Regions from separate parts of the Homo sapiens genome. Here region 1 is linked to region 2. A link is a loop called in an ENCODE intact Hi-C map of the cell type or tissue named here. Cell type or tissue: CD4-positive, alpha-beta T cell. All regions are shown on one strand. Links, peaks and the distances in the headings refer to the core of each region. The heading gives the core; the rest is flanking DNA. Region 1 overlaps SV2C (synaptic vesicle glycoprotein 2C). Region 2 has its middle 17 kb from the start of IQGAP2.

What was found. Peaks named below come from ENCODE experiments on the same cell type or tissue, not always from the same donor. Only the 100,000 strongest peaks of a DNase experiment are listed, where the experiment ranks them.
Region 1: it touches region 2 in a loop (2.6-fold over the local background); 4 of 110 quality-filtered maps call a loop at or near these places.

Annotation. Positions count from the first base shown.
Region 1 is chr5:76,320,941-76,333,080 of GRCh38, reverse strand. It overlaps SV2C (synaptic vesicle glycoprotein 2C), which reads right to left. Exons shown (of 13, transcript NM_014979.4): 13 at 1-7,717. The coding sequence ends at 7,534. Among named protein-coding and RNA genes, the nearest start is that of SV2C-AS2, 15 kb to the right of the region's middle. RefSeq lists an enhancer at 7,150-7,649. In CD4-positive, alpha-beta T cell, for the core only: no CTCF peak of the experiment used is centred there; a DNase peak (open chromatin) is centred at 7,000; H3K27ac peaks cover 3,252 bases.
Region 2 is chr5:76,380,612-76,391,078 of GRCh38, reverse strand. No RefSeq gene overlaps it. Among named protein-coding and RNA genes, the nearest start is that of IQGAP2, 17 kb to the left of the region's middle. In CD4-positive, alpha-beta T cell, for the core only: no CTCF peak of the experiment used is centred there; a DNase peak (open chromatin) is centred at 6,178.

The DNA.
Region 1 (12,140 bases), core at 2,231-10,230, 58 kb after region 2:
AACTAGTTTCATTTTGTTTGCATAGCATGAAATAGCCAATTTTACTGTACATTCTTTCTGAAGGAATGACACCCATAGATAACAGTGGATTCTCTGTACTGGGTCCTATTCTGAGTCAATACAAATGCAGAAAGAAACCCTTTGTGAATCACATGAGGTTGAGCTTGCTAAGTCTTTCCCCTTCCTTGGACTTAGGGGCAATGCTGACCCATAAATCCATGATACTCAATGTGATGTGGCCTGTGTCTATGCAGTGGGAGGCCAAGCATTCTTTAGGGCTTTAGATGGTGGTATGCTGGCAAATGTTTAACAACTGTCTTAGGGGTTAGGAGGAGTCTGATTTGCATGGCTTTGTTGCTTTCCATGGCTTTGTTGCTTTCCATGGTATAAATACCACCACTATAGCTGATCTCAAACTACAAAAATACTGTCACTTGGGAAGGTGTGTGTAGTAGTATACCTGTATACAGTATTTCTACCATACAGACATAATAGGCATACATTACCTCATGGGCACAGATAATGGTAAAATGTAGTAAAATAAGTAGAAAGTGATGAGCTTTGACTATATGTTGCCTTTGCTTTTAGCTATAATTTATCTAATCTTATTTAATTTTTTAGTAATAGCTATGTTTCTCAACTGACTCTCAAAAGTTCTGAAAGTTTAACAATCAGTTCGGATGAACCGGTTCAAAGCTATTCCAGCTCATCACTAGCTTTAGATGACTCCAGCCCCTGTGAGCAGGCTGCCTAGTCACTCCCCAGGCACCACAAAGCTGTTTTGGACTTTGCACCCCTGCTGCTGGGGTAGATTACCCGCTTGAGTTGAAACCCGTCTGAGTCTGAACAAAGGGTTGAAAACTGCTTTCTGCTCCTAGTCCTGGGCACTCTTGGATCTAAGGGGAGCATGAATGCAATAAAGTAGGCAGAGAGTGGACAATCTCAGCAATTTCAGCATTCAGACCTGACTGGAAGGCACCTAGCCTTCAGCACCAAGTGGGGAATCTTCTGCAGACATGGAGAGTACCATCTACCTCCACTAGCCAATGAATCTCAAGAACCCAGGTAGGAACATCCTGGTCTTTCAGGAGTCAAACGCTGAGCTCTCAGACTTCTGCTCTGGAGATGGGCTGCTCTGATTCCATACCAGCTGTGCCCATCCTATCAGGGCACAGGCACTGAAAAGCAATTGGAAATCCAGCCCTGCACAGGGAGCTGTGCCAAAGCCAGCAGCCTTGCGTTCACACTCCCCCTGCACCCATTCCTGTTCTTCACCTTCTCCTCCTCTGTGCCTCCACAACAGGCATGGATGGGCCTTTCATCCCAAGTGCCCCAGGAAAGCTTGGCCTTGCTTTTGTACACTGCTAGAATTAAGAGGTTGTCGACCAGAGGAGGAAAAGAAAAAAAACAAAAGGGAAATAAAGGAAATGAGTGGGCACTGCCCTGAGGAGGTAAGAAGAGAACTGGTGGGCAAAAATGGCAATGGGGCTCTCAGAGGAGGGTAGAGGGTCACTGACAACTACCCTCTTTCTGCTCTGCCCCCCTGCAGGCCCTAGAACCCCAAACATCCTTTGCAACTTCAAGACACTTGCAACAACACGCACCAGTTTTAAACTGAAACCCAAAATACCCCTGCTACTGGCTGTCAGAACCTGTTTTCTGGATGGCTTATCTGCTGAGGGTAGCGAGGAGGGAAGCTGCTTTAGGATGTCTGCAAAGATAATTGACTCACCCACAAATCTTCAAAATCAGAAAGGAAACACCCTGGGAGGCACAGACCAGGGGAGTGGCAGCAGCTGCAGGCTTTGCTGACTTAGCTCTGAAGAGAAAACCCCAACACTATTCGCTGGGGAACAGACCCCCTAGCTCCTGTCTCTGGTTTCACACCATGAAAAGAACACCTCAGAAGAAAGCGGGACTTTAGGCCAGGTGTAGTGGCTCATGCCTGTAATCCCAGCACTTTGGGAGGCCAAGGTGGGTAGATCACTTGAAGTTAGGAGTTGGAGACCAGCCTGGCCAAAATGGTGAAACCTCGTCTCTACTAAAAATACAAAAAATTAGCCGGACATAGTGGCATGCACCTGTAATCCCAGCTACCTGGGAGGCTGAGGCAGGAGAATTGCTTGAACCTGGGAGGCGGAAGTTGCATTGAGCCGAGATTGCACCACTGCACTCCGGCCTAAGTAATAGAGCGAGACTCCGTCCCCCGCCCCCCCGCCCAAAAAAAAAAAAAAAATGCTCTAGAGAGATGGGGCTATCTCTGCTCCTGATTCTTTTCCTTGAATAATATCTTAGTGCAATATCCTGCTGAGATTATTTAAGGGAACAACTTATGTGTGGTTTCATTTTTCTCATTTTCCAAGTACTAGTTAATAGTCTCTCCAACAAAAACCAGGTAATCAAGGAGCTTTCTCCTCTCATCAAAGGTTATCTCAATGACTGAATAGTTCCTGCACTGCCTGCTGAAGGCTATTATTTGTTTTAAATGTGGAAAAATAACACTTTGTATTTATGGGGGGGGGCGCGGAGGGTTCACATGTAATGGGGGTCAGTGTGAGAGTGTCTTCTCTCATTCTGTTTTCCTTGCCCTCATTTAAGTCCTCCATAGGCTTAATTATTGCACACAGCAGTGTCTCAATACGTATCACATGGGAGGTGCTCAATAAGTATTTACTGGATAATCATATGAAATGACAAGAGATCAGTGAAGGCTCGGCTCAGCTCTTCCCCTGCCCAACCATGCTAGCCTTAAGTAAGAGCTGAAACAGACCCATAAACTGTATTCTTGTAACTCAAAATCCTGGGATTACTAAACTGCATTTAGATATTGTTTAAGAAAGACTGAAGGGAGCCCTGGCAATGGCTCTGTGACTGGTTGGTGAGAGACGGGCGACAAGAGGAATGGTCAACATTTAGAGCAAAAGAACATCACACGGAGAACTGTTACGCCATACCTGAAACAATGAAGGGACACACAATACATCCAGAATATACTAACAGGTTTTTTTTTTTTTTTGTCTACATTACAGATAACAAGAGAAGCTTTACTTAAAATACATACTTTGCTGAGCATAAACAAAAACTGTGAGAAACATATAGTCCACTTCAGAGTTTCAGAAGTTGTTGCAATACTGGTGTTTTTAGGCTTAGTAACCAGACTAAGTTTGGCACGATGTGAGGATTAAAGAAAACCTAACATACAGCCGATATGCCCCTTAACACCAATATCCCAGTTGTCTTTCTGTGATACCAGGTGAAGGCCAAATTCAGACATTCCTGGCTCCAGAGCCTTTAGTGCATGAACAGATCAGGTATATTACTGAAGAAATAGGTAAAGGCCATTTTGACATCAAACAGAAAAAAAATTGGAGAATATCATATTCTATCTATTTTGATTGGCAGAGGGAATCAGAAAGTATTCCCCTGGACTGCTTTGGAAATGACCCCAGCATTTAGAAAGTCTCTGCTGTGTCCTAATCTCTTTGCTGGAACCTTATCAGTGGTATCTTGGACTCTCCCTTCTGTCACTACATTTCTTTTCCCACCTCCCCTTTGATCTCTTAAGGTATCTTGAAAGACAACTAAGCAGTTTTTGGTGAAAACCTGAACTCTGATTTGGTGAGATTTGTCTATTTGCCAATATAGGTAAAATCACTGAAAAACTGTTTCTGAAGCCTATGTATAATACTTAAGGCCATGTTTCAAGAAAATAATGGAATAAACAGTCAGGAGAGCTGTAGGGTAATATTGCAATTATAGTCTTCTAACCTAAGCGCGTTTATCTGGCAAGGCGGGGCCCTTTTCTGGCTGGGTGATGGTAACTGTCAAACCTGCAGTGAACAGAGATACTAGTCAGGATGCTGAGATGCTGGCAGGGCAGACAGCATGGGGACTGTGCTTTCTGGCCTATTCCATGCGGGCTTCCCAAACAACTTCCTACACTCTTTTTATGCGTGCCTATTTCCTAATTTTTCAGTTTATAAACTAAACCTATTTAGTGCTTGTAAAAATGAGTTGAGGCCGCCAGTGGCTCACGCCTGTAATCCCAGCATTTTGGGAGGCTGAGGTGGGCCGATCACTTGAGGTCAGGAGTTCGAGACCAGCCTGACCAACACGGTGAAACCCCACCTCTACTAAAAGATACAAAAATTAGCTGGGCGTGGTGGCGCATGCGTGTGGTCCCAGCTACTTGGGAGGCTGAGGTGGGAGAATCACTTGAACCTGGGAGGCGGAGGTTGCAGTGAGCAGAGTTCCCACCACTGCACTCCAGCCTGGGCAACAGAGTGAAACTCCACCTAAAAAAAAAAAAAATGAGTTTAGCATAAGAAGGCAGATAAGATGAAGCTATTTTCATTACTGTCTTCTACAATGCTGGAGAGTGGAGAGCAGACTAGTCCCAATCCTTTATTTTGTGCACGGGGAAAGTGAGAACTAGAGATGTTCAACGACTTACAGTCTCCACAGCAAGATCTGGGTCCCTGTACCGCTTAGTGGTGAAGGTCAGGCTAGGACCCATCTATCGCGTCTCCAAGGTCTGTACTCTGGTGTGAGATGATTCAGGCAGCAGGACTGAATGTGAGTTGGGTGCCTTAAAACCCAATACCTGGGATAGAATGTGGTACATACAGAATTCACAGTTTGAAGCAGTTGTTTGTTTTTCCCTACTGAGAAGATTCTGTGATAATAATGGGACTTGGGAGCATTCTGGATTGATTCCAAAGAGCAACAGGGAAATTTTAGTTAGAAAAGGTGGTAAAAATATAGGAGCAAGTGGACTATTTCCTAGGTTTTCATTTTTGTACAAATTTTCATTTTCCTTCTACTGTAGGCGAAATGAGATGCCAGTTGCGTGTTTAGGTGCCAGTGGCCTGCTACACTGATACAACTGAGAGTTTCTGTTTAATATCCTGGCTGTTTCTTAATCTCCAGCTAAATCTGGAGCAAGCTATACAGGCCACACCACATGCTTTGGAAATGATTTGAGCTCTCTTAGAAAATCAAGGTGATGAACAGTCTCAAGGAGGCAGGGAAGAGTGCACAAAAGGTGGGAGAGGTGGTGACCAAGAAGGTTTGTGACCACAGACTGTCCAGGAGATGAGAAAAGATCCCTCTTAGGCCACCAAGGATGCTTGGATTAGGTAACAAGTAGGCCAAGAACGGTCCTTCTGCAGGGGACACGGATGGCAGGTCTCATGAAGTAAGGTTTTGCTGGTTTATCCTATGCTGACCCAACCCAGTGTTCAAATAAAATTCTGAATAACTGTGCTCTGCAGCTTGGGAGATGTTTTATGCATTTAGACCCCAGAGCAGACATTAGAGATATTTTGAAAAGTAAAGGTAGTCTAGTTAGCAAAGTGAACTATCACAGAGGACTAGAGACAGCGATGCCCATGTACATTTCTATTTTTCTTTTGATGGGTTGATGGAGATGCACTCCTGGCTTTTGCAGTTATTTCTGCACATGCTGCATTCAACTAAAAGACCTGCTCAGGTCCCCAAATGTCTTTTTAAAGAAGACAAATCAGGGAGAGATAGGTGGGAAAATGGGTACATGTGGAAGAAGAAAAACATACAGGGTACTTTCTTGGGTTGTTTGACTGCTGTCTTTGTTCTCCAATAAAATGATAGGAGGCAGAAGTGAGAGAAAGTTGTTTCTTTCCCTGTGCGGTTGGTATCTTTCAAATGCATCTTGTCTAGCCTTCAGTGATTTTTCTTCTTCCTGCCACCTTTGCAGTTTTTGGTTCGGGTTTTCCTGATGTTCTAGCCCTGATCACAGACCCCCAGGGAACCACCCTCTTCCCACTGCCCCCAACACCAGTCTTCCCCCCTCTGCAGACCTGAATTACTTCAAGGGGAAGTCGATTAATGGCTTATGTTAATGAAAGAAGCTTTTCACTTAGTCTGAGCTCTGCGAGGGATCATTAGGAAGGGGAGGGGGAGGCAGGGGGGCCTCAGGGGAGTTAGGACATCTCTGAAAATAATGATCAGTGGAAACAAAAGCTTTCCCTTCCTGGAGGCCCCAAGCTATGGCTTGCCTGAAAATGCCTATAATAAGTAACAAGAATAAACCTCTATCGAGGCAGTTAAAAAAGGAATATTGTTTAAATATGGGATTTATTCCTGGCTTCTGGTCATTGGCTGCAAGTCTACAAGGAAGGTTCAGATTTCAAAGAAGAGGTGTAAAAAGGACGAGCCTGGGGGAAGGGGAGCCTGAGAGGCGAGAAGGTCATGTAGCTGACAGCGGGCCCGTGGGAATGTCCTGGCTGACCTCTTTCTTCCAAGCCCAGGCAGATTCCAGAGGTAAAATGAGCAGTCAAACAACCACAGGGAGATGGTCTGTCTGTGAGAGGGGCCCTCAGGAGTGCAGGCGGGCTGTGATTTTACAGGGAGCCAGGAGCGCATTGAGCAGTGGGCCAGCCCTGGGGAAGCTAGAGGGACAAACCCTCTTTGCTGATGCCAGCTGGGAAGCTGAATGTCAACTGCGGGCCAGGTGGGGTGGGGGTCCTGGCGGGCCAGTCCCACAGCAAAGAGGTACTGGAAAGAGGTACCATTTTGTATTTCCAAATGGCTCTGGGTGTGAATTTCTTCCTAATTTGCAATTTACAATTTAGCTATCCACTGGCAATCTCTAGACTAGAGACAGTGTGGGTAAGTGGCAGAATCAGGTAGGCAGACAGTTTTTAAGAAGCAGCTTTCTTTCCCTGAATCTGCTGTCTGGCAAGACCAAGGGCAGCTGAAGGAGTGGGAGTGGTAAATGGAGGCAGAAGCTCTCTCTCGGATCTCTGATTTTCAAACATTCTGAACCACATGCCACAGTCACAGATACTGTTACAGTTCTTTTTCCTCACACTTTTCAGAGGTTTAATTGGGCTTTCTGACAGAAATCTTGCTTATGCAGCACACTCAGATTTTTGCTGCTAATTGCAGAGCTTTTATTTTTCTTGTCAGCGGTCACCTTAATTGTCTTGCCCCAAAGAGCCCCACCCAGCCCTGTTTGGTGCCACATGGTTTTCTTTGAAAGGCTCTGCTATAACAGTGAGAATTACTGGGTGTCCTTTTCTAAGTAAACAGGAAATATCACTCTGTTAGAAAAAAAAAAAAAAAGAATCCCTCTTCTCAGCACAAATGCAATAATGTGCCGACTTATATTTCCTGTTAATGTTAAATTAGGAGCAGGATCTATTTCTTACACCAGCCCAGTCTTCTTAGCTTCTAAACTTTCAATGAGCAGAACCCCAGGGAAGCCTGGCTGCCTAGGGCATTTTAGAAATGCTTCCACTGATTTGCGGGAGGCAGTAGCATCACAGTTTGGAAAGATAACAATGCATTCAAACAAAACAAAACAAACAAACAACCTGTGCAAAATCACAAAGGGGCAAGATGATATGCTTCTAAATTTTAAGTCACAGCACGTGTTTATGTTCTGATACTTGATCACCTTTCTATATAGGAAAACTCTGAAGCCTTGAGTCAGGAAGGAGAATTGACCCAGGGCAGGAGGAAGAAACGCAGGAAGGATGGCTTTTTTTCCCATTACATCAGAACCTGGGTTCGTGTGTCAGGCAGGCACAGCCCAACGAGTCCTCCACACACGAGCACAGTAGAAGCCAGCAGGATGGGGATTGATTTGGTGATGCTGACCAGAGAGCCAAATATTAAGTTTCCCAGGACGGCTGCTGCCTTGCATAGCGCATTTAAGAAGCCAAAGCCTGTTGCCCTGCAAAGGAAAGAGACATGAACAAGGTTGAGAAAATGCCTCCCCATGATTCCAACTTTAGACCAAAAGATCCTAGATTTTCAATGATCTTCCCTCAGATTGTGTTGTATATCAGTGGAGCAAATCAATGCTTGTTAGCAAATCTGGGAGTAGAGAATCCTAGCTGTTGGTATTGTTCCTCCAGCCCTCTGTTGACTTTCTTACCATAGCTTCCATTGACTCTTACTCTGCCTGTAAGTCCCAATGTATTGTGAACAGAAAGAGAGAAAAAATTGTAGGGAGTACGAAACATCTCTAGTGGTTTAACGTTGTTGGAAGGAAGGGTCTTTTTCATTTTTATAGAGATTAGGTCTTGCTCGGTTGCCCAGGCTGGAGTGCAGTGGCATAGTAATAGTTCACTGCAGCCTCAAACTCCTGGGCTCAAGCAATCTTCCCACCTCAGCCTCCTGAGTAGCTAGGACTACAGGTGCACACCACCATACACAGCTAATTTTTATTTTTATTTTTGTAGAGATAGGGTCTTGCTATGTTGCCCAGGTGAGTACACTGGTACAATGATAACTCACTGCAGCCTCCACTTCGCAGGTTCAAGTGATCCTCCTACCTCAGCCTCCTGAGTTGCTACTTGGGACTACAAGTGTGTACTGCCATGCTCAGCTATTTTTTTTTTTTAAATATTTGTAGAGATGGGGGTGTCCTCCTGCGTTGCCCTGGCTGGTCTCAAACTCCTGGGCTTAAGCAATCCTCTTGTCTTGGCCTCCCAAAGTGCTGGGATTACAGGCATGAGCCACTATACCCTGCAGGAAGGGTCTCTTAAAACAAACTTTAATCCTCCTCTATCCAAACTCTTCTCTCAGGAACAAAACAGGCATAAAGCGCAGTTCATTAGAGAGAGGCAGGTCACCTCTGCTCAGTGTGGGAAAAGCTGGGTTACCTCCTCTTATCCCAGGCAAAGGGTGGAGAGGGTGATATAGAAAAATTGAGCAGTTTCTCATCTCTTTACAAGAGTGACTTGTTATTTTGTTTTGTAAATTCCCATAATTTCAGAAACATCTATGTTTAAATGGAAATTTAAATTTCATTCCAAAGTTAAAATGTATGGCAGGCTGAGCAGGGTGTCTTACACCTGTAATCCCAGCACTTTGGGAGGCTGAGGTTGGAGGATTTCTTGAACCTAGGAGTTTGAGACCAGCCTGGGCAACATAGCAAGACCCTGTCTCTATCAGATAAGTAAAGAGAAAAAAAACTGTTGTTAAGTGCAACAATATATTTACTTAGATTTGTTACTCCCTATTTTCTTTAATTAATTATGTTCATGCTAAGTGTTTTATTTTTTATTTATTTTGTATTTTACTTTCAGTTCCGAGATACATGTGCAGAACGTGCAGGTTTGTTACATAGGTATACATGTGCCATGGTGGTTTGCTGCACCTATTGACCCATCCTCTAAGTTCCCTCCCCTCACTCCCCATCCCCTAAACAGGCCCTGGTGTGTGTTGTTCCCCTCCCTATGTCCATGTGTTGTCATTGTTCAACTCTCATTTATGAGTGAGAACAATCGGTGTTTGGTTTTCTGTTCCTGTGTTAGTTTGCTGAGGATAATGGCTTCTAGCTTCATCCATGTCCCTGCAAAGGACATTATCTCATTCCTTTTTTATGGCTGCATAGTATTCCATGGTGTACATGTACCACATTTGCTTTATCCAGTCTATCATTGATAGGCATTTGGGTTGGTTCCAAGTCTTTGCTATTGTAAATAGTGCAGCAATAAACATTCATGTGTATGTGTCTTTATAGTAGAATGATTTATATTCCTTTGGGTACATACCCAGTAATGGGATTGCTGGGTCAAATGGTATTTCTGGTTCTAGATCCTTGAGGAATCGCTGTACTGTCTTCCACAGTGGTTGAACTAATTTACATTCACACCAACAGTGTAAAAGTGTTCCTATTTCTCCACAGCCTCGCTAGCATCTATTGTTTCTTGACTTTTTAATAATAGCCATTCTGACTGGCATGAGATAGTATCTCATTGCAGTTTTGATTTTCATTTCTCTATGATCAGTGATGTTGAGCTTTTCTTCATATGTTTGTTGGCCATGTAAATGTCTTCTTTTGAGAAGTATCTGTTCATATCCTTTGCCCCCTTGTTGATGAAGTTGTTTATTTTTTTCTGGTAAATTTGTTTACATTCCTTGTAAATTCTAGATATTAGACCTTTGTCAGATGGGTAGATTGCAAAAATGTTCTCCCATTCTGTAGTTTGCCTGTTTACTCTGATGACAGTTTCTTTTGCTGTGCTGAAGATCTTTAGTTTAATTACATCCCATTTGTGAATTTTGGCTTTTGTTGAAATTGCTTTTGGTGTTTTCATCATGAAGTATTTGCCCATGCCTATGTCCTGAGTGGTATTGCCTAGGTTTTCTTCTAGGGTTTTTATGGTTTTGGGCTTTACATTTAAGTCTTTAATCCATCTTGAGTTAATTTTGCATAAAGTGTAAGGAAGGGGTCCAGTTTCAGTTTTCTGAATATGGCTAGCCAGTTTTCACAGCACCTTTTTTTGAATAGGAGATCTTTTCCCCATCTCTTGTTTCTGTGAGGTTTGTTGAAGATCAGATGGTTGTAGATGTGTAGTGTTATTTCGGAGGTCTCTGTTCTGTGCCATTGGTCTATATGTCTGTTTTGGTACCAGTACCATGCTGTTTTGGTTACTGTAGCCTTGTAGTATAGTTTGAAGTCAGGTAACATGATGCCTCTAGCTTTGTTCTTTTTGCTTAGGATTGTCTTGGCTATATGGGGTCTTCCTTGGTTCCATATGAAATTTAAAGTAGCTTTTTCTAATTCTGTGAAGAATGTCAATGGTAGTTGGATGGGAATAGCATTGAATCTATAAATTACTTTGGGCAGTATGGCCACTTTCACTATATTGATTCTTCCTATCCATGAATATGGAATGTTTTTCCATTTGTTTACATCCTCTCTTATTTCCTTGGGCAGTGGTTTGTAGTTCTCCTTGAAGAGTTCCTTCACAGCCCTTGTAAATTGTATTTCCAGGTATTTTACTGTCTTTGTAGCAATTGTGAATGGGAGTTCACTCATGAGTTGGCTCTCACTTGTCTATTGTTGATGTAAAGGAATGCTTGTGATTTTTGCACGTTGATTTTGTATCCTGAGACTTTGCTGAAGTTGCTTATCAGCTTTCTATTTTCTTTTATTAATTAACATGCTAGGTCTTAAATAAGAAGAGCCCACGGAATTTTCTCAGAAAATTAGGGAGGGTGAGGTTATATCCCTCATCTTTCAGATACTATGGAGGTGAAATACTCTGCTATCTTGCCAATTATTTTTGGTAGCAGGCAGAAACCGAATACTGAGCTGGGGAGCACACCAGTGAGCCAATGTAACATTTGGGAAATCAAGTCCAAGAAAATATGACAGAAGAGAATCAATTGTGGGCCTAGGAAGATCTTGTTCCCTCTCTTTAAGATACGCAGGTATATAAGTAAGACACATCCCACTTCTTAAGACATTTTTTAAAAAAGAAAAAAATTATTATCTTTAGTACACATGAACAAGTGATCTTCTAGGCAGAAAACTTAATTTTTTTTTTTTTTTTTCAGAGATGATAGGGTCTCGCTCATGTCACCCAGGCTGGAGTGCAGTGGTGGAATCTTGGCTCACTGCAGCCTCGATCTACTGGGCTCAAGTGATCCTCCCACCTCAGCCTCCTGAACAGTTGGGACTACAGGCGTGCACCACCATGCCCAGCTAATTATTGTATTTTTTTGTAGAGATGGGGTTTCATCATATTGCCCAGGATGGTCTCAAACTCCTGGACTCAAGTGATCCTCCTGCCTTGGCCTCCCAAAGTGCTGGGATTACAGGTGTGAGCCACCATTCCCAGCTGAAACTTAATTTTGTTCATGAGCCTGCATACACCACTGACACCATGAGAGAGTATGAATTTCCTTCTGACTTTATGCCAGTTTACTCTTTTTTGGCTGTCACTGAGTTAAAGGCACATCGAATACAGGGCAATTTTTGGATACCTTGTTTTTTTTTTCCCCCTAAGAGGGAAATGCATCTTATAAGGGGCAAAATGCAGCATTTAGCACACATCTTTCTTTGTTTGATTTGTAAATTTGTAAGTGTGGGTTTTTCTTTGACAAGTCATAACTACTCATCGCTACTTGTACTGTACCTAATGATAGTTGTTTCCATAACGTGTGGACTCTTCATAACCGAGATATTTATTGTGGTTATTATCCAACCATCCTCCTTTCTGCACCATGGGAAAGGAATAAACACTCCTCCCTGAGCTGCACAAATCCAGTCTGTGAGTTAGTGCACAGCCAGTGATTTTGTGGGTTACATCACACCTAATAAAGGGCAGTAAGCACGGATTTTCTTTTTGGCTAAGACA
Region 2 (10,467 bases), core at 2,212-10,211:
TTTTGTATATATTTTTGTAATTAGATTTTGGAATTCCACTTGTGTTTACTTCTCTTGCTTTAGTTGCTTAGTCCCTTTAAAAATCCCTAGGATCTAGTGGCCAAGGACCACAAAGGGAAGAGGTCACATTCCTCCTTTCTTCCTCCCTATAATCTCATACTGGGAGGAACTGATTCTTCTCCTGTGATGCCTCTAACAGGCTTCATTGATACCTCAGATGAAAGAGTCCTATTTTAGGAACATTTTTTGAAAGTAAGAAAGAAAGAGGAAAAGGAAAGACGCAAGCTTGAGCTGGTATATAAAATGACTACTTCCAGGTAATTTTCATTTCTTCCCCAAAGAGTTCTCAGGTCTCCATGACTTGGAATGCTTCATAAGTCATCTGTTGTTCTGATTTTACAGCTCTTCAGTTTTATTCATGGCTCTATACCCAGTGCCTTGCATATAGTAGGCACCCAGTGAATATTTTTCAAATCAATGAATAGTTAACTCTAATCTCAGTTCTCTCCAAAATTAACTTATTGGTTTGTCTTCTATCACTTGCCTCAAACTGAAATTTATTTCTTGCCTCTCTCAGGCTCTTTGATACCAGCAAGGCCTGTTGGAAAGGAGAAGTTCAATAATTTCCCATATTTGGCTAATGACCAAACAGCATCTGGTTGTAACAGAGAGCTAATTCTTGGTACCTGACCTATATATGTATTAATGATCACCTACATTGCAGTATCTCCACCCAGAAAATAACAGAGCAGCAGCATAGCAGAATGATATAAAATATTAGCATGGAATCTGGAAAGAGAATCAACTCTGATGTCTCTGAGAAGGAAAAACACTGTGTAACCTCTTGGAAAGTCTCTCACAGGCTTTCAGTGCAAGCATGTTCATTCCAGAGAGCCAGAAAGTTCAACTTCAAGAAAGAGTCTCATGAAACAAAATGCAACATGAATTTAACTTTCCTAGGTGCCACCCATTGTGGACAGGCTCCCATGGTGAGAATGATTCCAGCTAGAGAAAAACCCTGTGGCAACAGCAGGTCATACCGCAGTGGCTCCAGCGCCAGGAACTCTGACAGGGGGCAAAAGTTATGTCAACATGTTCTGGTAGCTCCACTGTCTAGGGACCCGGGAGAAAGAGAGTGGTTAGGAAAAACACAAGCTGCATAAATAAAGGGAGAAGAATGACAGGTTATGCCTAAGAATAGAAAAAGAAATATCTCAAGGGTCATAGTGTAGTTGAGCTGAGTCTATGGTCAACAAAACATCATCGCGGGGCACAGCTGAATGCTGGCTTCTACTCACTCGCTGAGAAGAAGCGAGCTTTGACAGAATTCACTGTGCCATGTCATTTCACTATTTAGCAGTTTCTGAATTTTTTTTTTTTTTTTTTTTTGAGATGGAATCTCTCTCTGTCACCGAGACTAGAGTGCAGTGGTGCGATCTTGGCTCACTGCAACCGCCGCCTCCCAGGTTCAAACGATTGTCCTACCTCAACCTCTGGAGTAGCTGGGACTACAGGCGTGCACCACCACACCCAGCTGATTTTTGTATTTTTAGTAGAGACAGGGTTTCACCACGTTGACCAGGCTGGTCTTGAATTCCTGACCTCAGGTGATATGCCTGCCTTGGCCTCCCAAAGTGCTGGGATCATAGGCATGAACCACGGCGCCCAGCCAGTTTCTGAATTATTAATGCAAAGCTCTGAGAGGGGAGTGGTCAAAATGATAACCTGTTGAGAGAAGAGAAGCAGCCACGAGGGGGTTGGAGAGGATCATTCAGCTTTTTCGCATGGAAGCGGGAGAGCTAAATGCTTACTTATGGAGAAGAGACGAGTTGGCAACAATGGTGAAATTGTGGTTTGAAATGAGCATGTGCGAAAAGCAGCTCCAATACAACAAATGAAACTTGAGTGAAGCATGGAAGGACTTGCTGTACCCTCTGCCCAGAGCCAATTCTGGAGTGGCTGGGGGTTCACTGTGCAGGCAGCCTTTTAGCCTTCCTACTGTTTGACTCTAATTCTCATGCGTCCTGTATTTAAGCAGTCGCTGGACTTTTTCTGTTGTTCAGTTTTTCTACATATTGAACAATTTATTGGATATCTCCTTTGTGTGGGATAATATGCTAAGTGTTGAGTAGGATTAGAGAGAAAGATTAACCACGGGATGTGCCCTATAGCAGCTTATGGTTCTATTTTACTCTTGCTCTAATTTATATGCAAATCTGTGAATCCAAAAGGCCAGCTGGGTCTACATAACCTAGGCAAAATAATAGGAGTGGGATGGAGAAAGTTATTCTATTCACCTAGGCAATATTGTGGTGAATATTCATAAAAACACTGTTTACATGTTTAGTTTCACAAAAAAAAGTGATTCAAAATGAAATAGCTGAATGAAGAAGGTAATAGAAGGGAATTTGAGAAGAAAAAAGGCTCATTTTTATAATATAAAATATTACCTATCTTAACAAAAAAAATTTATGTTCTTTTTACTGTTGAGCTCCGGTATAGCTATAATTCTCTAGTTAAGATATCAAGGTGGTATTCACAACAGAGAAATATGTCTTGTTCTAAAAGTTGTCTGTCCAGTCTTGCTGCTTTTAAATATTGTAGAGAATCACTCTGTGAGTGAGTTCAAATACTTCCTTTTATGCTGAATAAATAAACTTGCTTCCAAGTCAGGATGAGCAGATAGCTCCAAACACTAAACACTTACTGGCATTCAGTATGAGAGTCCTGGATGTGATCCCTCTAATCAGTGGGCTAGTACATCCTGAACCTTTAAGGTGAGGGAAAAAAAAGTGTATGAATTCATTATGTAGTTTTTTGTACAAATGACATTCATTTGTATATAATATTCTGCACCTTTTCATGTATATTATACACATACCTTGCTGTCGCTTAGTAAAATCACCAAACTTTTTACTCAATTAAGTGTCTTGGGGGCATCTACAGTTCACCTGGAGGGCATCAGGTCACCAGACGTGGAATGGAGATCAAAGAATTTTAATATCACCCAGTTCACACTTTTGCCAGAGGGCATTCCTGAGTTCTGCCAAGGGCAGTGCTCTAAGTAGAAAGCTGTTAGAGATCCTCAGCCCAGAGGCTTAGGTCTATCCTGCTAATTTTATGGGGAAGAAACTAAGGCATAAGATGCAAAGATGATGGCTGCCGGGTGGTGCAGTGACTCACGCCTGTTATCCCAGCACTTTGGGAGGCTGAGGCAGGAGGATCACCTGAGGTCAGGAGTTCGAGACCAGCCTGGCCAACATGGTGAAACCCCATCTCTACTAAAAATACAAAAATTAGCCAGGCATGGTGGCAGGTGCCTGTAATCCCAGCTACTCAGGAGGCTGAGACAGGGAGAATTGCTTCAACCCTGGGAAGTGGAGGTTGCAGTGAGCCAAGATCACGCTACTGCACTCCAGCCCGGGCAACAGAGTGAGATACCATCTCAAAAAAAAAAAAAAAAAAAGAAGAAGAAGAGCCTCATGCTGGTTAAATAGTTTTGTTATGCATTAGAGCTGGAAAGAGTGGTAGTTCAGCTGCTCCTGAAAGCAGATATGGCCTTGGGCAGAATCCTCCTTTACTATTCCCTAGAAGCCAAATGGGGCCCACAGGTACTTCATTTAGCTTGTACTGTTCAGGCCTACAGTGTTTCAAAATAAATTAGTTGCCAACATCTAAAAAAAAAAAAAAAAGAAAGAAATTGGTTTCCACCTTCTCTTAAAAAACAAAACAAAACAAAACAAAAATCTGGCAAGTGGGGCCCACAATTCCATGCAACAGGAATGGGCTGAGAGTGGTCAGTGACTGCCTCCTTAAATGGGACACAAACCCCAGTTCAGTCAAAGCCCCAGGACCTGCTGCCTAGGGTTGTGTGCCCTGCCTGTCTCTGCCTTGCTTTTCCCACCCAAAGCCTATGGAGCACTAGTGCTTTGGGGTTTCCTAACTCACCTCTGCTATTAGACTTAGCTCTGCAGAGTCTGGCTCTATCTCTCGAAGCCCTGATTTCTTCTAGGTGGCATCCAGCAAACTGGACAGTCTTATAGGTCTGTTAAGCCAGAGCTGGAATCTTATACCCTCAGTTGGCACTTGTTCATTTTCACAGGGGTTTTTTGGACCTACTGGAAAGCGTATGGTAGTGCAAATTTTAGACCGGAAGACAGGCCTGGTGGAGAGAGATTTTGGTACAGGTGAATCTGCCTATTGTGTCAGCCTGGGAGATGTGCTAGCCTTTTTGAGAGTGGGGTGAGCCAGATATTTGAGCCTGTAGTTAGGTGGTAGGGTGGTGGAGCAGTTACACCCCTCACCAGAGCTATTCCAGAAAAAGAGAAAGCTCTCCCACCCCCATATCCACCTCCAGTGGTTTCCCTCAAGGAAATTCCCTCAGGGCCTGGAGCTTCCACAGGCCTCTTTCTGGGGCCAGCCCAGCCATGACTGGGGCTGGAGCACACGAAGAAGTGCATCACAGCCACCTGATGCCAATGGGGCGCCAGGCCTTCCGGCAAAGTGCCAGGCATTGCTTAGGGAAAGATGTGGCTCCTCCCTCGCCTTGCAGGTACAGCTCCAAGGTCAAACAAGACTGGAGGGCAGCCAAGGCCAGGACGTTGGCATGAGATCCTGCAGCCCAGAAAGGGAGAAAACCTGTTTACTTATAATTCTGCCTGTGCCATTCCCCTTCCCCATAACTGGCCCTATATTCATTCTGCACTGTGATCATCAGCCTGACAGATGATTTTGTTCCTAGCTTTTCCTTTTCTCTCTCTCCAAACTTATAGAGCTGTCTGGTTTTAGAAAGTGCTTAACAAGACTTGTGTTTAAACAAGAACCCTGAGAACCTTAAGGAATGATAGGCAGAGGTCAGCAACCTTCCTCAGAGTCTCCTAGTTTTTCTTCACAGCCCAGAAGATACTGTCTGAATTTAGAAAAATCTGACTATGATCTGAGAGACTGCAAGAGAGGGAAAAGAGAGAGAGAGAACAGAATTTGGAAAAAAAAGTCCATAAAGCTTGTGTGTTATTGGCAAACATTTCTTATTTCCCTCAGTTTGCAGGAATCTGAGACTCAAGGAGCTGAATTTCAAGTCACACCAAATATTATCACCGTCTACACACATGGACTCACAGTCCAGATTTAGATCCTGGGGTAAAAGATGATAGGAAAATTAAGATCATACATTTAATGCTTAAAATCAAATGGTTGACTTGCTTAAGTGTAAATTTTTTTTTTTTTTTTTTTGAGACAGGGTGTCACTCTGTAACCCAGGCTGGAGTGCAGTGTTGCAATCTCAGCTCACTGCAACCTGCAACCTCCACCTCCTGGGCTCAAGTGATCCTCCCGCCTCAGCCCCTTAAGTTGCTGGGATTACAGACATGAGCCACCACACTAGGCTAATTTTTGTATTTCTTGCAGAGACTGGGTTTCCCAGGCTGGTCTAGAACTCCAGAGGTCAAGCGATCCACCCGCCTCGGCCTTCCAAAGTGCTAGGATTACAGGTGCGAGCCACTGTGCCTGGCCAAATGTAAACAATTTGATTCTACAGGGAAATTATTCAGTATCAAAAATTATTTTCATGAAGTCAAAGTGTATTTGTTGGGTGACTGATATGTGTACAACCTCGGCTCTAAAGGAGTTCATAGCCTAACTGGTTTAAGAAGGCATGGGTTTTGGAAAGGATTCATAACAGTACAAATCTCTGCCAAACAAGGTCAGAAAGTTATAGGAGTAAGGACATTTCTTGGCAAAAAGCAGTGCTGTGAGTTTTTACAACAAAGAGTTAGATCCATCAGGGAAGGTTTTGCTGAATTTGATGTTTAAAATGTTTTACCTCTGCATAATGGCAACCCAGTGTCTGGCCAGACAGACAGGACTATATCATATTTCCAGCATCTAGAACAGGCCTGACACATAGCAGAAGCACTCAATTTACAATTGTTGAATGAGTGAGTGAATGAATGAATTCTGGTAAAGAAAGCAGGTAGATTCCATCATTTTTAGGCATTCCTTCTAGGCACACTTCCCAGCAGAACCAATGATTATGAAAGTCAAAAGCTTCCCGTGCCCTTCACCAAGACATCATTCTAGGAGATGCTTCTCTGCCAGGGGAAGTCTGGAGTAGCAACTTTGCTACTTACAGCTATGTGACCCTGGGCAGGCTCCTGCACCCTTTGAGCCATTGTGCCATCATCGTCAAGTAATACCCACTTGACAGGGTTGTGGGAACATCAAAGGAGATAATGTAGGCAAAGCTTTTAGCAAAGTGCTAAGAGGGGCATAATAAGTGGAAACTGCTTTCTAATTCGACTTATTCTAATTGGCATAAAAGAAAAGTGCACATTTACCTGCCCTAAGAGGCTTTTTAATTTAAAAAAATTTTATTTGGTCCTTCTCTCTCCAACTTAAAAAAAAATTTTGTTCACTGGTAAAAGAAATTTTCTAGGAAAACACTAATGAAAAGCTGGGGGGGTGGTGGGGGGGGGAAGGAGAGCCACTACTGAGGCACTTAGGGGCCTCTTACTGAGGGTTCTTCCCTCTCCAGAACAGGCCAAGTGCTTCCTGACCACACCACTACATTGGAGCAGGCAGGGTTAAACCTGGTGGTGAATTTGAGCAGCATTTCCTTGGCAGCAGCGTGACAAGCCACGGTACCTTGCAAACTGCATTTCTCCCCACCTTCTGCTATGCTGGAAGCCGGCCACTCCAGCGTCTTGTTTTTGTGTATGAGCTTATCAGTAAAAAGAGATTTAAATGAACAGGCTCAAAATGGTACCTCTACAAAGTCCAGGTCAAATGTCATGTACACAACTCCTCCTCCACAAACTCTACCATCAAGCCAGTTTGCTCCCTGACAAAGTCAGAGCACCTAGAAATTCTGCAACAACACAAGATGAAATGGCTCACTGGAGGGGACCAAGAGGGGATGACTTCCAGGGAGCTCCCTGGCCTGAGTGGCAGGGCTGCCCTCCGGCATTGCAGATGGAGGCAGGAAGCTGAGGGGGCTCTGCTGGGTAGGCAGACACTCAGCCCCCAGGAAAACCAATCTGGGGTGGTCTGAGGAATGCAGTCAGAACCTTCTGTCCCTGTCTCCTGACAGCTCCTGAACCACATAAGTCAGATGATTTTATATATATATATATGCATGCACATATAAAATATACTACATATAATCATATATGTTCAAACATATATGTATACATTTAAAAATTAAATACATGAATAAAAGGAATGCATATGCTTACATTACTTTAGTGAGAGAGTGGAATAGAACATTTATTGGGTAAGAGGAACACTGTTAGTTAGACACTCAGTTGAGGCAGTGAGGATGGTGGTTAAAATTCAAATCTTGGTTCCACCCTTTGCTAGCTGTGAGTGATTTAAATCTCTCAAAGCATCTATTTCCTCACTGTACACAGCCGACAATAATAATACCCAGTTCATAAGGGTGTGGTAAGGATTAAATGAAATAACATGTGGTAAACCCTTAGCAAGCTTAACATTGTAAGCACTCAAGAAATAGCAGCAGTTATTAGTAATAACAACTCTTATCACTGTAAGGTAGGTATAGTCATTTTGGGTTCTCCAGAGAAACAAAACTAATAGAGGATGCGTGTGTGTGCATGTGTGTGTGTGTGTGTGTGTGTCTATGGAGAGAGAGAAAGAGAGAGAGAGATTTATTTTAAGGAATTGGCTCATGTGTGGAGCCTGGCAAGTTCAAAATCTGTGGAGTAGGACAGCAGGCTAGAGACCCAGGGAAGAACTGACGCTGGTATCCAGTCCGAAGGCCCATCTACTGGCAGAATGCCTTCTTGCTGGGGTAAGTGGAGAGAACAGTCTTTTGTTCTATTTAAGCCTTCAAATGATTGTATGAAGCCTGTCCATATTATGGACAACAATCTTCTTCACTTGAAGTTCACCAATTTAAATGTTAATCTCATCTAAAAACATCCTCACAGAAACATTCAGAATAATATTTGACCAAATATCTGGGTGCTGTGGCCCAACCAAATTGACGCATAAAATTAACCAGCACAGGAGACTTGATTAGCCCCGTTTCAAAGATGAGAAGCCTGAGGCTCCAAGAGATTAGACAGTTGCCCAGGGTTTACAGTCAAAAAGCTGGAATTCAAAGCCTGGCATAAACCAGCACCTGGCCAGTGCTTGGCCCACAGCTGACTTAGGGTTTCCTGAATGTAATCCTTTCTTTTTTCTTTTCTTTTCTTTTTTTTTTTTTGAGATGGAGTCTCTCTGTGTTCCCCAGGCTGGAGTGCAGTGGCACGATCCTGGCTCACTGTAACCTCCACTTCCCAGGTTCAAGTGATTCTCCTGCCTCAGCCTCTGGAGTAGCTGGGACTACAGGAGGGTGCCACCATGCCTGGCTAACTTTTTGTGTACTTTTAGTAGAGACAGGGTTTCACCATGTTGGCCAGGCTGGTCTCAAACCCCTGAGCTCAGGTGATTCGCCTGCCTTGGCCTTTCAAAGTGCCAGGATTACAGGCGTGAACCACTGCGCCTGGCGTGCTAAATGTATTTCTAGCTCTAGTCTCAGCTCTTACCCCTAAACTGCATCCTGGAGGAAGGGGGCACAGGAGATTATTATTATTTTTTTTTTATTGAGGACAAAGGAAGCAGGGGAAAGAAAGAAGTGGGAGAAAGTTTGGTATGTGATGACTTTGGGGGTCATCAGCTGAGTGGTGGGGTGAGGTGAAGCAGAGTCGGAGGACCTGAGCAGTGGCTCCTGGTGGGGCCCTGGAGAGACACAAGGGGGACAAAGAGACAAAGACAGATGTATGGCCTGATCTCAGGCACCATGTTCTGGGCTGCTTTAGACCAGGTGGTAGAGACAACTTCTGACTATGTGAGGCATTGTTGTGAGACCTGGAACAAAAAAAGCTGAGTAGGGAAGGTATCCCAGGCTAGTGCCACAGAAAACCACAAAAGCTGGAGTATGGAAGGGCTGGGGCAGACTGAAGCTGGAGGCAGGAGCAGCATGTGCAGGACTCTGGGTTTCCTTCTAAAGAGACAGGAAGGCCTGGTGTGGTGTCTCATGCCTGTAATCCCAGCACTTTGGGAGGCCGAGGCGGTGGATCACCTGAGGTCAGGAGTTAAAGACTAGCCTGGCCAACATGGTGAAACCCCATCTCTACTAAAAATACAAAAACTGGCCAGGTGTGATGGTGGGTGGTTGTAACCTCTGCTACTTGGGAGGCTGAGGCAGGAGAATTGCTTGAACTGGGAAGCAGGAGGTTGCAGTGAGCTGAAATTGCGCCACTGCACTCCAGCCTGGGTGACAGAGTGAGACTTCGTCTAGAAATAAATAAATAAAGAGATGGGAAGCCACTGGAGGGTTTAGGTAGGATTGACATTATCTGGCTGCCCCACTTGCTAGCGGATTGAGTGATCAGACCCTTTGGGTTTCTTTCTTTCTTTTTTTTTGAGACAAAGTTTCACTCTTGTTGCCCAGACTGGAGTGCAATGGCGCCATCTCAGCTCACTGCAACCTCCGCCTCCCAGTTTCAAGCAATTCTCTTGCCTCAGCCTCCCAAATAGCTGGGATTACAGGCATGCACCACCACGCCCGGCTAATTTTTTGTATTTTTAGTAGAGACGAGATTTCACCATGTTGGCCAGGCTGGTTTAGAACTCCTGACCTCAGGTGATCCACCTGCCTAGGCCTCCCAAAGTGCTGGGATTACAGGCATGAGCCACTGCACCCAGACTGACCCTTTGGATTTCATAGCTAGCCAAGGATCCAGGCTTACAGTGGCTGCCTGGAGTCTGAAAACAGGCTCTTCTCAAATAAATACTTGAAAAGTTATTAAACTTAAAGTCTAAATATTCAATAAGGAAGCCCAGCCTTGGGATTTCCTCTGTCTTCTGCTGCCCACACCTCTGTGGGTCTGGGCCCAATTACTGGGCAGTGTGTGAGAGGACAGCTGGCCTGGAGCAAATGACACAGGTTCAAGATAGAAATGTTTGACCTTCTGCTGAGGGAGAGCCTTAGAGCTAAGACTGGCACTGTCCTTTCAAACCCAAAAATAAACAAACAAAGAGAGAGCTGCATGCCTGCAGTGAAGGAACCTAAAAGTCGAATTGATTTAAATAGTAATTGATCATCTCATGATGTTTGAGAGAGGCTTCAGGGAGCAAAAATGAGATAAATACGTGTGAGGGAGACATAGAGACACCCAAAGAGATTAGAGTTCACTGTGGACAGATGGAGTCTTGCTTATCTGTAAGGAACCACAGGCTTTAGTTCTTCAAACCCAGCATTATAGGGGGAAAGAGATTCAACAGCAAAATAAGAACATGTCTGTAAATGACAAGATTCAAGTTAAAAGAGGCCACCAATGGGGTATGTTATACAGGGGAAAGCCCATGGATTCCTGAGTGAGGAGACTGAGCTTGAGCTGCCCCCGACACCTCCTTTTGGGGTGATCTTAGGTGAACTGTGAAACACACAAGAGCTCCATTTTC